Linked DNA regions of Homo sapiens: region 1 is linked to region 2. A link is a contact called in ENCODE POLR2A ChIA-PET data. All regions are on one chromosome and are shown on one strand. Each heading gives the region's core, a stretch centred on a gene start or an enhancer-like site at or near the end of the contact. The rest is flanking DNA. Distances are from core to core; before and after follow the strand shown.

Evidence for each region. ChIA-PET counts read pairs that join two places held with the same protein, here RNA polymerase II (POLR2A).
Region 1: POLR2A ChIA-PET joins it to region 2 with 10 read pairs in A673. The contact joins two enhancer-like sites. POLR2A ChIA-PET finds 5 or more read pairs at or near these places in 9 of 52 experiments (A673, AG04449, AG04450 and 6 more).

The regions. Positions count from the first base shown.
Region 1 is chr20:17,957,417-17,961,695 of GRCh38, forward strand. The region is part of intron 1 of SNX5 (sorting nexin 5); the gene reads right to left. Among named protein-coding and RNA genes, the nearest start is that of SNORD17, 3.4 kb to the right of the region's middle. RefSeq lists an enhancer at 3,846-4,015. Within about 2 kb of position 2,060, at least 4 of the 41 ENCODE cell types and tissues checked have a DNase peak (open chromatin) inside an H3K27ac peak, as active enhancers do.
Region 2 is chr20:17,646,928-17,650,882 of GRCh38, forward strand. All of the region lies in intron 3 of RRBP1 (ribosome binding protein 1), which reads right to left. Among named protein-coding and RNA genes, the nearest start is that of RRBP1, 33 kb to the right of the region's middle. RefSeq lists enhancers at 1,299-1,388, 1,453-2,156 and silencers at 1,569-1,658, 2,308-2,437. Within about 2 kb of position 1,469, at least 11 of the 41 ENCODE cell types and tissues checked have a DNase peak (open chromatin) inside an H3K27ac peak, as active enhancers do.

The sequences.
Region 1 (4,279 bases), core at 810-3,309, 310 kb after region 2:
AGAGCGAAACTGTCTCAAAAAAAAAAAAAAAGAATTAAAAATTAAAAAAAAGAAAAAGAAATGTCAGTTGAGACATTTCTAAGTTTATGTGAAACTGAGGGGAAACCCATTCTTCACATGCATTGGTATATCCGAAGTATTCCTGTAATGTAAACAACAGCTACAATAATGTCATGTACAATACATTTGGCCAAATACCTGACTGTACACTAAGGCCTGAACTAAATAGAACAAAATCTTGAATTCTTACATAAATGCCAAAGTACAATGAACATTCAAGAGGCATTAACCAGGCCACACAAATATCTGAAAGGAAAACCTGGGGAGATGGCACAGAGAACAGTCATGTGGAATAGGATCCTGGGTGGAGAGTTCAGAGTAAACCTGGGACTGTTTCAAATAGCCAAGGAATCTAGACAGGAGGGGTGAATTAGAAAAACCAACCAAGGCCTTACTTAATTAGCACAATCCCACTGTGGTTACACATGAGCAACAAGTGTGAGCATCACTCTGAATACTCAATTAACTGATTTTCTGAGCTGGAAATTGAGAGGAAAAAAACTACCTAACTCCATTTCTGCCCGTCAAAAAAAAAAAAAAAAAAAAGAGAGGAGAGAACAGTGGCAGCACTAATAGGAACTGGGCTATTAGGGAAAAGTGACTTAAATAAAAGTACATTAAAGCAGACAAGGTGGTGGTCAATCTGAAAACCTGACACACAAGGCACGAGGAACTCATAGCGTAAGCATCTCATTGCCCCATTCCTTTTACTGTAAGGAGTGCTAAAGTAAAGTTGTCATAACACTGGATTACCCAAAGCACGGAATGCCAAGTGAAGATTACAATTAAGAAGATGAGGTATTTCACTCCAAATTTCCCTTTGGGTCCCTTTCTTCAAAATAAAAAGTTCAAGACTAAAAACTTATGTACTTAACCTCTAAAACTTGAAAATCTGGTCAATCAGCTATAAAAAGACTAAATATATTCACTAAAAGCACATGGATTACTTAAGTTTCAAGTACTCCCTTTTTCCTTAAGCACTGTATATTTATAATTCTGAAAGCCAGAGGGAGCCTATTACAATGGCTTTCCTCCAAAAAATTAAGCTCAAGTAGTCACCAGAAGTTGATTTTAACATCAACTATTAGTAAGATCAAAACAGATACTTTTGAGTCCTCACATCTCAACCTAAGTATTTTTCTTCCACATGAATTCTTGATAACTCCTATGAAATATCTGCTTGTCTGGCTTAATTTTCACATGTCCATTTGTGAGATCTCTGCAAACAAAGATAAAGCTTCAAGGTCTGCGACTTCATTTGATCATAACTGACTCCAGCTTTGGCGTATTTTCTGATAAGAGCTTCCTTCCTTCTGCTAAGTTAACACTGGCAAATACAGCCTTTAAAAATACCTCAAATCATTAACTGAGATGTGATTGCAGAGGCTATACCAACGACTCTACTGATCTTAGGCTTATCTGTCAAGGTCAGGCAGGCCCAAGAACAGGAATAAACAGAGCCAGGCCTAAGAAGTAGCCATGGTCTCTGGAGGAGACATAGGACAGCTCACAGGACAGGTCTAAGGTGCCTTTCCCAGAGCTCAAAAACTGCCACATTTCCTAAGATTCCATTTCCTAAAGTCACAAACCCTGACTTCTAGCACTGCTCAAATGAATATGCTGACAGTTCCATTTTCGCTCACAAGCCCAGCAAACTCAGTGAGCCTGTGAACTCCACATGGGATACCCTTGGAATTCGAATAGGAGGACCCAAGGGGGATGTAATCAAGTAAATGGAGCTCATTTGTGCACCACAGTTAAAGCTGCAATGGATGCTACCAGCTGCTTTAGCTGCTTTTCGTTCCTCTGAATAATTATCTTCTCTTTTCGTCCCTTTCCCCATGTAGAGGTAATACCCCCGACTATACCTGTCTTCCTTTCTGGTTAGTATAGAAACATATTTTTTGTTTCAGAATGTGATGAAGACAAAAAGAAGAAAACCACTAGGTTATGAGTGACTGCAACCACAGCATATCAAACATCCGAGGTTCACTAGCAGCCATTTTGCCCAGACATTTCGCCCTAGGAAGGGATTCAAGCAAAACTCCAATCACTTGACATGACAGTCCTAACCACCAAATAAGCAAATAATGCAATGTTGTATTTGGGCCTTAAAGAACTGTCTAAAAGAGAGTATTGGCAAAACCCCTCAGCATCCAGGCCATCATTAACTCAATGTCCCCCAGGCGCAAGTTAAATGAACTTTCTCATATTATAGCATATAACCCTCCAGATGAGACAAACATGGGTAGAAACTTGTGAAATGACTAGAGCTTCTAAGTCAGCATTTGTACTCTCACTCGGGAAGCATCAAGTGTGACCAAAAGTTCAGCATTCCTTCTGCTTAGTCAACAAACCCACTCCACAGTGCTACAGAACTTGCTAAATAATTGCCAGGCTCCACTCTTCCCCTCTCACTTGCCTCTGCCTCCATCCCCCCTTAAGCTTGAAGGGCTCAGAGTACTCCTTAGCCCTGCTGGCCAACACTTGAGTCTCTGACTTAGGCCACAGATGTTACAATGCTTACAGTGGCCGTTTACAACAGTTAACAAAGCAGGCTTTAGAACCAAGTCCAGCCTTGGGCATGCCGGACCTTTACCATGCAAAGTTTTACCTCTTTTCCAGATCCCTTAGGTCACTTGTAAGAATCAAATTGAAAATATACCTACTCTCAAATAATTTAAGTTTTAAAACTGACTTCTGGCTGGGTGTGGTGGCTCACGCCTGCAATCCCAGCAATTTGGGATGCCAAGGTAGGCAGATCACTTGAGGTCAGGAGATCGAGACCAGCCTGACCAACATGGTGAAACCCCGTCTCTACTAAAAATACAAAAAGTGGCCAGGCACGGTGGCTCACGCCTGTAATCCCAGCACTTTGGGAGGTGGAGGCAGCTAGATCACAAGGTCAGGAGATCGAGAACATCTTGGCCAACACGGTGAAACCCCGTCTCTACCAAAAATACAAAAATTAGCTGGGCATGGTGGCGCACATCTGTAATCCCAGCTACTCAGGAGGCTGAGGTAGGAGAATCGCTTGAACCCAGGAGGCAGAGGTTGCAGTGAGCCGACATCACGCGACTGCACTCCAGCCTGGGCGATGAGAGCGAAACTCCGTCTTAAAAAAACAAACAAACAAAAAAACACACACAAATTAGCCTGGCATGGTGGCGTGCGCCTGTAATCCCAGCTACTCAGGAGGCTGAGGCAGAAGAACTGCTTGAACTCGGGAGGAGGAGGTTGCAGTGAGCCAAGATCGCACCACTGCACTTCAGCCTGGGCAACAGAGCGAGTCTCCAAAAAAAAAAAAAAAAACTACACATAAAAAACAAACCCAACAACCCAGCCTGAGCAAAACGGTGAGACCTCATCTCTATTTCAGAATTTTTAAAAAATTTTTAAAAACCTGACTTTTGTAGATTTCCCTTGAAACTACTGGATCACGTATCCAAAGTTTTAGGTAAAGTTTCAGTTCATGATGTACTTCCCTACCAGGTCAATCCTTACAATACGGATTATAATCAGCCTTCACGGTAAACAAGCACGGCTTCATTTGGAAAGCACATTTTCAACTGTTTTAAAAAATCGCAGTGCTTTTGGTAAGAGAGCCAAGGCACTTCCCTAAAAGGAGAAAAGTAGTTACGGAATCCCTGTGCATTTCCTCACCTATTCATCAGCTTCCCAGCTGGGGCACATCAGACACTGGCTGCAGGACAACCCTGCAGCTGTTGAGCTCCTGCCCACCAGTCTTCATAAACTCACTTTTGGTCCAAATTTCACTTACGACTCTACCAGCAAAGCTGCCTCTTCAAAAGGTTTAATGGCTTACAGAGGGCAAAGGGCACCTGGATGACTGAACAACACAAAAGGCAAGATTCTAAAACTCAGAACCCACCAGGAGAACAGAAAAAATACAGTTTTTTCTAAGTGGTTATGGTGACTGCAGACTCAGTGCCAAAATGAAAAAGACACAGTCCAAAGAAGTGAAACTCCACAATCTCTGATCTGTTAGATTGGGGCTAGTTGAACAGTCATTTAAATCTAATAGTCATTTGTATACAATGTAAGACATGGATACAATATGCAGTGCTAGCCTGTATTTTCCTATTTGAATATCCCACATAAATTACTACAGATAGGATAAAAAAGACACATATCTATTTAAATGACTTCCTAGTTTCCATTCCAAAAGCAGAAGATATGTACTTAAGCAGCACATGCT
Region 2 (3,955 bases), core at 219-2,718:
GAGCACCCCTGCACTGTGCACACCTGGCTCTCTCAGTCCACGGGGAGGGTATCAGAACCACTCCAGGAACTGCCGCCTGAGCCCTGGCAGCAGCTGGTGGTTAATAGGAGGGGATTATCGCCTTGGCCCTGGGATGGGCCCCACAAAAGGCTCCGGCTCAGCTCCAGCTGCTGCTACAGGTGCCCAGCAGCCCTGATCAGGGCAGGCAGGGCCAGGTGGTCTCTAGACACAAAGTATGTACCACCTGCATACCCAGCAGTTCGTAAATTGCTGGGCCTGGAAAGTTAAGTTATAGGTTGGGCTGTGGCCAACAGAGGCAGAGGACACAGGGCCATAAGGCAGAAGAGTGACACAAGGGGGACCTGGAGAACAATTGTGGCAGCAATGCCGAGAAAGGCTTTAAGGCATTGGGCCAAGCATAGCTGGGTAAGGACACGGTGAGGGGCTTTGGGCCCTAGCGTGTCAGACTTGCACCCGAGGTTGGACTAGGTCCAAGTCTTCATAGGCCCTGGGAATCTGGATTTTATTCTGTAGGCAACAAGCGATGCCTAGGAAGGAGCGTTTGAATTTGAGAAAAAGATTTCAGGATGCCCAGGGGGATGCGGCTGGAAGCAGGCAGACCAGCTGGCCTGGACCCTGGTCCTAAGAGCCTATCCCCGCTGGGTCCTAAGAGCCCAGGACCAGGATCTGGGCCCGAGTATTCAGGAAGCTGAGCTGGTGGGAGAGAGGCCCAGGTGTCAACCCAGGGACTCTGGCAATGGAACCTGAAACAGCATGGACTTGAGGGCTTGGGGAAGAACTCCAGTGGCAAAAACTCTCATTTCCTAAGAGATTGTCCAGATCAGTTCTGAGGGTGCCTCCCTCAGACACACACATGTAGTCTGAATAGCTGCTGCCTCCGGGCCTGCACGGGGTGACTCCAGACAGTGCAGACCAAGGCACCCAGCATGGCTGCCCAAGCCAGATCGCAATCTTGGCGTGCCTTCCACGCCCTGTAGTCCCCAGTCACCCGACCCAAACTCAGGTCTGCTGTAAGAAGGTGAAGACCCTGGGGCCCCAGGAAAGGGCTCCCACATGCCTCCTGGAAGCCCAGCACCACGCAAGCAGTCATCAGCCTCTGCAGACCAAGATTCAGAGGCTGAGGACAAGCTCCCCATTCCTGCTGACCCAAAGCCAAGGGCATCTCTGTCTCTCTCAACCTGAGGAGCCGGCTCCCTTCAGGGTCCCACCCCGAGGTGGGACGCAAGACGCTCTCTAGGGAGGAGCTCCGGCCAACATCACTGCTGGCCTCTAACTGCTCGTTCTTGGACTGTGGCCGTGAAGGCTCCTCCTGAGCCTGTGGGGGAAGTGAGCTTTATGAGACCCTGGAGGAAATGAAGATCTACCAAATGCTCCTGGAGGCAAACTGCGACTCCTGCTCTCACTCATTGCTCATCTGCCCACAGCTGAGGCAGGCCCTGGGCAGTGCACAAACAGTGGACTCCAGGCCCAGCTCAGGCCACAGAGCCCGGCCTTGCCCAAGCGCTGCTCAGCGCTCCTGACAGGAAGCAGGCCAAGGAGGCGCAGCTGCACTTGACCCCAAATGCCACGAACGGTCACATCCGCAGCTTTAAGGGCAATGGAGCTCAGTACAAATAATGTCAAGAACAACCCAATTCAGGGCCTTTCAATCAGTCCTTTTCCTTTAGTTGGAGAAAAACGTAATCGGCTACAAACTTGGGGACTGGTATATTTAATGGTATCTAATGGAATTTAAAATATCCTATAGATTGAAGAACTGTTTTCCTCTTTAAAGTTTTGTTTTTTCCTCCAAATTTCAACAAAACCAATTTTATACCTGGAGTTAAAAAAAACCCACATCACAATATTTTTAAAAGAACGACAATTCCTGGAGGACCTCTGGGCAAGGCCCTTCCCAAGGCACACAGGCTGGCCCAAGGAGAATACAGTTTAAACAGCAATTAGGACTCTACCTAATGCCTGCAGAAAACGGCAGGGGATTTTTAATCCCAGGCTGTCTGACCACAGCCGTCTGGGGGCAGTGACCGGAGTCCCAGCCTCAACACGTTTTCAAGTGGCTGAAAAGAGATTTCTGGAAGAGTGTCATCTAGCAGCTTCTCACACTGATACTTGGCTCGCTTCCCTAGGGGATGTTTTTGTTCTTCTTTAAAAAAAGAAGAAGAAAAGAAAAAGTTGGGTTTGAAGAACTTCCACAGAAAGTGAATAAAGGGTCATAAGCCCCAGAGAGTTTTCTTCAGAGCTTCAGACCCTGAGAAACTGAGTTAGGTTCAAAAGAAAAAGTATCTGACTTGATCTCCGTGTACACCTCTCTGTGCAACTGCCGGCGAGAAGGGCACAGGGGCACCTGCCGGGCAGGGCGGGGGCCTCGGGAGGGGCTGCCCACACCGGCCGCTCTGCCATCTGCTGGTCATGTGCATGACTTCTGGGAAGTCTGAGCTTTGCTTTCTGCTTCTGTCAAACAGGTAAAAATTCAAATCCACCTTAGAGAATTGCACGAGGGATAAAGGCATGGAAACCAGCCTCCTAAACTGCACATCTGAACAAACACCTGGCTGGGGAGAGCAGTGGCGTCAGACCTGCTGTGCTAAGCAGCGCTGGGTTTGGAGCAAAGCAGGCTACACATGGGGAGGACAGGCGTGGGTGGGTGGGTGGGTGAGGAGCTGGGAGCAAGGGGTGTTCCCATCACGAAGTCAAATTGTTTAAGGGCCCTGCTACCCTAGACACCTTGAATACCGTTTCCTGGGGGCTTGACAACTCTTCCCCATACCCCCTGACCTGTGACCCCAGCCCCATTAGATTGCAGAACACGACTTGGGATTTTAGGTTACATTTCCTATTGTAGGGGTAGAATGGGGGCTCAGCGAGACTGCACACGACACAGAGCTCACAGGCCCCCTCCCACCACGGCACTGCCAGGCTCCAGAATGTGGGAACTGCCTTTAACTTCCCACCTTACCTCAGTTCATGAATGCCTCCCAGATGCCTGTGTGCTAGGGCTGGGACACGCACTGGCCTCCTTCTGGAGGCCTCAGAAGAGCTGGCACTACCTTTCCTCATTCCAGACCCCAAAAGGAGCAACGTGTTCCTTGCTGCTCCTCAGAGGACACAGGGCTGCCTCAAAACACCCAGAAGGATGAGAGTTCCATCAGCTTTGGTATAATGAGGGCCTGTTTATTTGACTTAGAGACACATAATGGAGTTGTTTCTTCTCCATAAAAAAAAAAAAGTTATAGAAAAACTGGAAAATGCAGAAGGGTGAAAGGAAGATACTAACATTTACCCATAATCCTACCTCCCAAAGGTGGCCTCTTTTTCCCACATGGACTTATCTGACAACGTGGCAAGAATGGGCCTCTGAAATGCCTGTTTCTGAGTGTTTGCCACCTCATGGAGGTTGGGTGGGTTCTCCTGGGCCATGACACAATGGTCTCTCTGGCCACAGAGTAAAACTGGCTTGCATCAGCAGGCTGGGGAAAGAGGGCCCCGCAGAAAGCAGGCCCACAGCCAAGACAGAAGTGCCATGTCCCCAGGGTTACCCACCCCCGTCCATTAGGCAGAAAGGTCACAGGTCCTTGGGTGAGCTCCAGACTCCCCAAGAGTGCAACAAGTACCCTGCATCCCCGCATCCCCTGAGTGACGTGCTAGCAGAGGTAATGAGGAAACACCTGTTTCCAACCAGCAGCAACAATGAGTGAAGCAAGCTCCAGTTAAAAGTACACTGTTCTGGAGCTCATGCTAACTGTGGGGTCTTCAGAATGTACATATGTACTTCCTCAGTCTACGCCCACACTGTAGGATCCAGACTTGATTCCAGGTGCTGGGTGGGACAGCTCTCCTGCCAGTGTAACACCCAGATGGTGATTAGTACAAGATCAGGGCAGCCCAGGTGGGAGGCAAACCAGCATAATCCTGCAAACAAAGACTCAATCTGAGG